Regions from separate parts of the Mus musculus genome. Here region 1 is linked to region 2. Evidence: chromatin contacts called from ENCODE Hi-C or POLR2A ChIA-PET data. All regions are on one chromosome and are shown on one strand. The core of a region is the stretch at or near the end of the contact, and the rest is flanking DNA. Distances in the headings are between cores, read along the strand shown. Region 1 holds the start of Brd3os (bromodomain containing 3, opposite strand). Region 2 holds the start of Surf6 (surfeit gene 6).

Evidence for each region. A loop is a pair of places that touch in the nucleus more often than their neighbours do. ChIA-PET counts read pairs that join two places held with the same protein, here RNA polymerase II (POLR2A).
Region 1: a loop to region 2 is called in a map of left cerebral cortex, with 2.5 times the contacts of the local background. The contact joins the promoter of Brd3os here to the promoter of Surf6 in region 2. A Hi-C loop is called at or near these places in 2 of 37 maps with a recorded cell type or tissue (heart and left cerebral cortex). POLR2A ChIA-PET finds 5 or more read pairs at or near these places in 1 of 5 experiments (embryonic stem cell).

Annotation. Positions count from the first base shown.
Region 1 is chr2:27,440,811-27,444,519 of GRCm38, reverse strand. It overlaps Brd3os (bromodomain containing 3, opposite strand), which reads right to left and starts at 2,084. Exons shown (of 2, transcript NM_001360791.1): 1 at 1,706-2,084; 2 at 299-1,592. The coding sequence starts at 1,137. The coding sequence ends at 883.
Region 2 is chr2:26,901,361-26,904,969 of GRCm38, reverse strand. It overlaps Surf6 (surfeit gene 6), which reads left to right and starts at 2,083. Exons shown (of 5, transcript NM_009298.4): 1 at 2,083-2,276. The coding sequence starts at 2,183.

The DNA.
Region 1 (3,709 bases), core at 835-3,334, 540 kb before region 2:
GTATCCTGATAGTTGTAACACAAATGTGCACATCTGCAAAGAGATACAGAGTACAGTGAATACAGCCATGGATGAGACATGCCTTTTGCATACATTACAAGCCAGGTGTCATCTGCCTGATGAGTGGGCAGAGCAAGGTGCACGGGGAGGGTTGGTGCCTCTGGAGCAGTTTGACAACACAGTGCAGAGTGAGGAGACGTGCAAACCCTTGGACAGTGGCTCTCGGCAACCACTGTCACCATTACTGTTATTTTAGAAAGCTGAGTAAGGTTTTACACAAGAAAAATGAGAAAGGGAAGAGTTTTTAAGATGTTTATTTAGAAAGCTCAGTTTTGACAAAATGCATCCCCACATTTGCATAGCCATGGGGGGGGGGGGAAGTGCTAGCCTCTAAATGAGTGCCTTCGCAGCCTGGTAGAAGAGAGGATCCGATTCGTCACCATCAGAATCCACTTTCCCCACACTCGATTAGGCTTGGAATCACTTCGGGGCACATTTTGCTTAAGGACACACCTATATAAGAGGCCACATCTGGTGGCTAGTGTGGATGCTATCACAACGCAGTAATGTCACTACCAGCACTGCCCCCCTTTCACATGCCACTGCAGTGAGCTGACAGATCTGGGACCCTGCAAGAAGAGTCACCTCCTTACCCTGGACCTGATCCATTCTATATCAGGCAGCAGCTCACAGCAGGTGAGGGTCGGGGTGTGTGTCTCTCTTGCTTCCCTTTTGTTTGGAAGCATTTCCTGGGCTTGGGCAGTGAGAGGAGCATCTAGGTACCTGTTGTGCCCCTAATAAAGTGTTGGATGACATTCTTGGGTGTTGCGTTTTTATACCACGGCTTGATCTTCATGGCCATCAAGGGTCTTCTCCCTGGAATTACATGATTGAGCAAAACTTAGACTGGCCAGTGTCCCTAGAGACCCCAAGCTGGTTTTTGTCTCGAACTAAGATGGCCTCATTTCCATACTGGGAGTACCACATGCTGCGGCTTCTGCTCAGGTATGTACTAGGTGGTACAGACTCCAACTTCTGCTGCTCTTGTTGCCAAATGAGCAAGGACGTATCCCTGTACCGGAGGCGGGCATAGGATTCTGACAGGGCCTTTTCTGCCAGCGGGACTCGCCCACTCATCCCACAGGCCCAGCGTCCTGCACACCTGGCTTTCCTCCTAGGCCAGGAACAGCCGGCTGCTGTGCTTTGTAACTAGTTGGCCAACAACCTTGATGGCTGTTGGGTTTGGGAGTCCTTGTTCAACTTAATAGTGAAAGTAGGTAACTTAGACCTTCCATAGGCAAGATCCTCAGGAGGGCAGGAGAATCCAAGACACATCTCTGACCATTCAGGAGCCACGTGAGAGCCATTCCAGACAAAGTGCTCTAGTGTTGACAGTGACTCCACACCACTCCTGGGAAGCTTATCAGGTGTCCACTGCCGCTGCAATACTGCTGAGCTCAAAGAGATGTATCCAGGGTGTCTGCAGCAGGGGCTGGCCTGTCCACCCCGCTCAAAACACAATGGGGATGTGGACTAAGCGTTGGTTCAGGTCCTTTCTTCTAGCCAGTCTTCCACTCTTACCAAGGGTGACACTACAAAGGGAAGAAACTGTCGGAAGGGGAGGGGAGTCGGGGACAGGCCCAGCATGGGCCTCACCACCAGGAGCAGCCTCTATGGGCCAGAGTGTTCAAGCGAGGTTACTCACGGATGCAGCTTGCTGAGCTGAGCTGAGCGGAAGGATGAGGCGGATGGACAATCGCAGGTCCCTTAATAACCCACAGACGGTTGGCGGTCCCAGGGTCTCCTCTCCGCTGGTGAGAGAAGCGGTCCTCAGCTATGGAGTAGAGAGCTACTGGAAGGAGGAAGGATGCGAGCCCTACGCCCCAGCGGCCAGCAAAGTCACCGCTTGCCCGGATGCTCCAGCGAAGCAGACTTTGCCACCGGCGCTCGCGGACACGCGTGGGCCTGCTGACGCAAGGGATCCAGGTCCCGGGCAGAGCCAGGAGGCCGCGGCTACGTCTCCATGGCAGCGTCGCAGGCGTGGCGAGCCGAGCACCGAGGACCAGCCTGCAGACGGACACATCGATCATTCTGTGGGCGGGGCCAAAGACCTAGAGGGAGAGGAGGAGCGTCCAGAGGGCGGTGGGGAAGGAAAGGGGAAGGACTGGAGTGGGAGGGGGAGCTTGGAGAGAACTTAGGTTAGGGGGCGGAGAGAATAGGGGGAGGAGGAGATCCAGAGAAAAGGGAGAGGGGAGGAGCTTGAAGAGAGGAGGAGCCGGAGAAAGAGGCAGAGCGAGATCCAGGATAAGGAGAGAGTGGAGAGAGAGGAGGATCCCGAGAAATTTGGGAGTGTGTAGTGGGGGAAGAATCTAGGAGATGGGGAGGCTCTGGAGGGGGGAGCATGAAAGGAATGCTAGGAGAAGACAGAGCTAGGGAGGAGAGGATGAGGATTGAGAGGAGGAGCCTGAAGAGGCAGAGGAAGAAGAGGCGTTTGGGGGAAGCAGAGTGGGCATTGCAGAGTGGAGGGGGTGGTAAACACAAAGGGAGAAGCCAGGATAGAAAAGGAGCCTGGGGAAGACACTCTGGAGTCAGGACTGGGAGGGAGATGGGGCTAAGAGCTGGGGAGAAGAGCTTGGGGGCATTGTAAGGAGGAGCATGGAGGGTGAGGAGCGGCTAGGAAACCTGGAGGAGATGCTGAAGAGGGATTAGGAGTTAGCATTAGGCACCTTCCCAGTTCTCGATCCTAACATGGTTTCTGAGGTTTTCTTTCTTTCTTTCTTTCTTTCTTTCTTTCTTTCTTTCTTTCTTTCTTTCTTTCTTTCTTTCTTTCTTTCTCTCTCTCTCTCTCTCTCTCTCTCTCTCTCTCTCTCTCTCTCTCTCTCCCTCCCTCCCTCCCTCCCTCCCTCCCTCCCTCCCTCCGTCTCTCTCTTTCTTTCTTTCTTTTTTTGTTTTTTCGAGACAGAGTTTCTCTGTATAGCCCTGGCTGCCCTGGAACTCACTTTGTAGACCAGGCTGGCCTCGAACTCAGAAATCCACCTGCCTCTGCTTCCCACAGTGCTGGGATTAATTTTATGTTTGGGTTGGAGCTTTTGTGGTCTGGAGTTTGACGCCACGGCCTTGGGCATGTTAGGCAAGTGCTCTAAGGCTAAGCTTTGTCTTCAGTCCTTATTTTCTTTGTGCAGTTTCCTTCTCAGACCTATTGCTGTTATTATTGACATCCCACTCAGATGATGGGCACATTTGTTTTCAATTTATTTAATGTGGTGTGGGATGCATCATTTCAAAAGTAGCTGCGAAATTCCGCCATTCCACATACTGCTCATTTGAATTGTCCTAAAGCCCCAGGAAAATTCAGCATACACTCCTATTACACCCGACCAAACACTGTGACCCCGTGTCCATCATTTTTCTGCATAAGTTCTATTTTCACACTTTAGTCCGATGCCAGTTAAGAATATTGACATCAGTGGGTGTTGGAAAAGGAGCAGGGTGGGATGGTGGTGGCAGGAATTTTCGAGGCAGAGGCAGGCAGATCTCTGAGTTTGAGGCCAGCTTAGTCTAGTCAATGAGTTTCAGATCAACCAAGGCTACCTAGCAAGACCTTATCTCAAAAAGATAAGAGAGAGAAAAGAAAAAAGAATATTGACACCATGGACAGCCCCAAAACAAAACCAAAGTACAGAATACCATTTTGTTGTTGTTTTGTTTT
Region 2 (3,609 bases), core at 834-3,333:
CAGGGGCTCAATTTAGCCACTTGGACTCCAGTTCGGGGCTGCCCTGAGATGGGGCTGGGGTGGTAAACAACCCCTGATCACAGGTAGTATGGGCTGTGGGACAGGTGCAGGCCCAAAGATGTCTCTGTAGTAACAGGTGTCAAAATCAGGGCTGAACACTGTTATAATGGAAATAAAGAGTCCAGATGGGGGCTTCCAGTTTCCCTACCATGCCTCTGGGGTGGAAGAAGAGCCCTTAGAGGTGGGGAAGCAGCCACTGAGCCACCACCCCTTCACATCTCTCATGTGGCTGGAGGATCTTCAAGTAGACACTAGCATCATCCCACAGCCAAGAAAACTGTGACCTGAAACCTGGCCAACCAAACCCACAGTGTGGCCGAGTCACCTAAGCCACTGTGCTCAGGGCAGGGAATACTACATTGATGGGAAGAGGGAGTAAGGGGGAGATGGGAGAGTGAGGCCTAGGCTGGCACTTCATCACACATGTCCACCACATACAGGCATACATATACACACCATTCACACCTGCACACATGCGTGAGAGACTCAGAGATGCAAAGACAGTGTTGGCAATAGAGACACCAAAAGACGCCGAGGGATTCCAACAGCTCCAAGTCCTTAGAGTGGCTGGGTAACCTCTCCCAGGAGTTGTCCATCACAAAGCAGCGCATGTGAGGAGCACAGTAACACCAAGAGGCCTGACACCCATGGAGGGAACAGTGGGACGGCCCCTCCTTATATAGCTTTGGGTTCCTGGCATCTAGTAAATCCGTGACATAAAATAAATGGATGAAGAATCCGCTAGTACTGCAAGCTATATGACTGCAGCACCTGTACCTTTGATGCCACCTATTTTTGCCATCCTACTTAGAGCTATCATGCCTGCATCTTAGAAGGACTGGCCTTGGGCTTGGAAAGGCTGAGGTGTCTTGCTCAGAAGCGAAGATCTTAGAAACCGGGAGCTCAGACCCCATTGCCCCTCAGTACCAGGCTCACGGCTGACATACAGAAACCATGGTTCTCGGGCAGGTATGTGCATTCAGCCTGTCACTCCTGACTACCATCAGCATGCCTCATCCATGGTTGTAGTCCTGGGTCTATAAGGAACATAGGCTGGTCACCAGGTGACCCAGCACCTACAATAGCCAAAAAGAACATAGCACTGGAATGTGTAGCTAGGGGCAAGTCACTGCCCCAGTGAGGGAGTTTTCCAGCAGTGATGCCAAAGCAGTGTTAACTGTTGGAAGAGCTTGTAAGTGCCCTGGAGAAAGCTTAGCCACCTAGTGAAAGACAGTGTTTTATTGTTTAGTCAATTCTGTCGTTCACATTTAAAAGCGAAACTTCTCCTTTAAAGGGCACCATTGTCTTTCCTCTGCTTGCGTGGCCAGGGCCAGAGCTCCCTGGAGATACTGCTTGGGGATTTAGTGTTCTAGAAATTCAGAGTCACAAGTGATGTAAGTTGTGTGTCACCTTTTTTCATGAACTTCTGAGTTGCTGGGTCACACCCAAAAAACTACCGGGCAGGCTCTTCTTTGGGCTTGCCTTTCCCTTCATTTCCTCATAAGTAGCTTTAACGCCATCTGCAAGTAGTTTCTTATTCCTAAGGGCTCATCACCATTGAGATTCATTGCTACCGCATGTAATCTAAGATCCACGCCATACTCAGGTCTCTAGTTGTGGCCCACGTCTTTTTATACCTGATTGCGTTTTGCTCTGTGTGGCGGGAGTGGCAATAGGATGCTGGGCATCCCCTGCAGGCGGGGTTCTGACCTTCAGTCCAGCAGTAGGGAAAGAGCTATAGTAGCCCAGGTCTGCCCGGCCCTGAGGGCTTCAAGCTCGGTGGGAGCCCAGCCCTCTCAGGTTACAGGCTCCATTTTCAGAGAAACGCCTCCAGATTGAGGAGTAGCCGGCCCGTCAGGCATGGCTAATTGAGCTCCGAGAGGAAAGCAGCTGCTAGCGGATTTACACTGTGGCTTCCGGGGCTGGCTGGCTGGTTTGCTAACCTGGAGTTTAGATTACGGCTAATCCTTGGGGGTGGCTTCCGGTGCTCCAGGCTGCGTCTGCGCATAAGATACTTCCGGCGGGGTCACGCCGCTCTACTGGTGGTACCTGCGTGTACGGAGCTTCCGGCGGGGCTCCACCGCGGGAGCTTCCTATTCTGGTCCCAGCCTTGGTTGGCAGCATGGCTTCTCTCCTGGCCAAGGATACCTATCTTCAGGACTTGGCCAAGAAGATCTGCGCGCAGCCTGGCCCTGAACGACAGAGGAGCACATGGGGTAAGGCATCCGGCTCGAGCAGCTTTTGGGAGCAGACGCCGTCAGTAAGGAGCCCGCTGTCCTAGGTCGGGGCCGGACCCCCCGCAAGGGATATGAGTTCGAGCGGGTGGGTACTCGCGGGGACAGCAAAAGCTTGAGCTCTGGGCCCTGAAGGAGTGGGAGGCAGTTAGGAAATTACCAGACTCGAACGGAAAGAAAATCGGGCTTGCTACTACAAGTGTGAAGAGTTTTCTTACTGGCGTGTGTGTTTTTCAGCCCTTGTCTGTGAATGTGTTTCTTGTGTTGAAAGAACGCACACTCCATTCTTGGCTGTTTAGTTTAAAGCGCTAACATTTCCTTATCTTTGGAAGTGGAAGCAAGTCTTAAATCATAAAATGTTAATTGCGTCTGGGCCTGGTTGGTAGGGAGGCTGAGGAGAAAGACCTCGAGGTCAAGACCCGCCTGCCTGTCAGGACTACAGGATGTGATCACCTCTGCATGAGCAACTTCAGGAAACTCTCCGAAAGTAAAAGGAGCGGGTGGAGATATGGCTCAGTGGTTAAGAGCACTTGCTACTTTTGCATAGGACCCAGATTTGGTTCCCAGCAGCTACATGGCAGCTGACACCAGCCCCTAATTCCAGTTCTAGGGACTCATTAACACTCTTCTGGCTCTCAGTGGCACCAGGGATGGTCTTGATGCACAGACATACTTACAAACAGCACTCATAAAAGTAAACGAGTCTGGGAGGCACAGGTGGGAGGTGGTCTGCAAGCCTTTTAACACCAGCACTTGGCAAACAAGCAAGAAAGATTACTGTGAATTCCAGATGGCCAGGACTGCATACTGAGACCCCTTTTATTTGTTTGCTTGTTTGGAGACAGGGTTTCTCAGTGTAGCCTTGGCTATCCTGGAACTTGCTCTGTAGACCAGGCTGGCCTTGAATTCAGATTCACCTGTTTCTGCCTCCCAGGTGTGCCACCACCGCCTGGCTTAAGATCATGTGTTAAAAACAAACAAACAAACGGAGCTGGAGAGAGGGTGCAATAGTTCTGTGTATCTACAGCTCTTAGGAGAGGACCAGATTGTTCCCATCAGCCACCCTCATTTATGGTGCACATGATTAAAATGTAATAAATTTACCAAAAGAAAAAGGAGGTTTGGAAGTATGATTTAGTGTTGGAGTACTTGCCTAATGTGTGTGAGAGCTGTTGTGTGGTATCATGTAGGAAGACACATGAGTACCTGCTCAGCCAGGACACACATGCTGCACGTGAGCACAATGAAGCATTTGGTCTGGAGCCCATTTAGAATGATGGTGGCCTGTAAACATGGGTTTAGGTTTCCCCAAGTC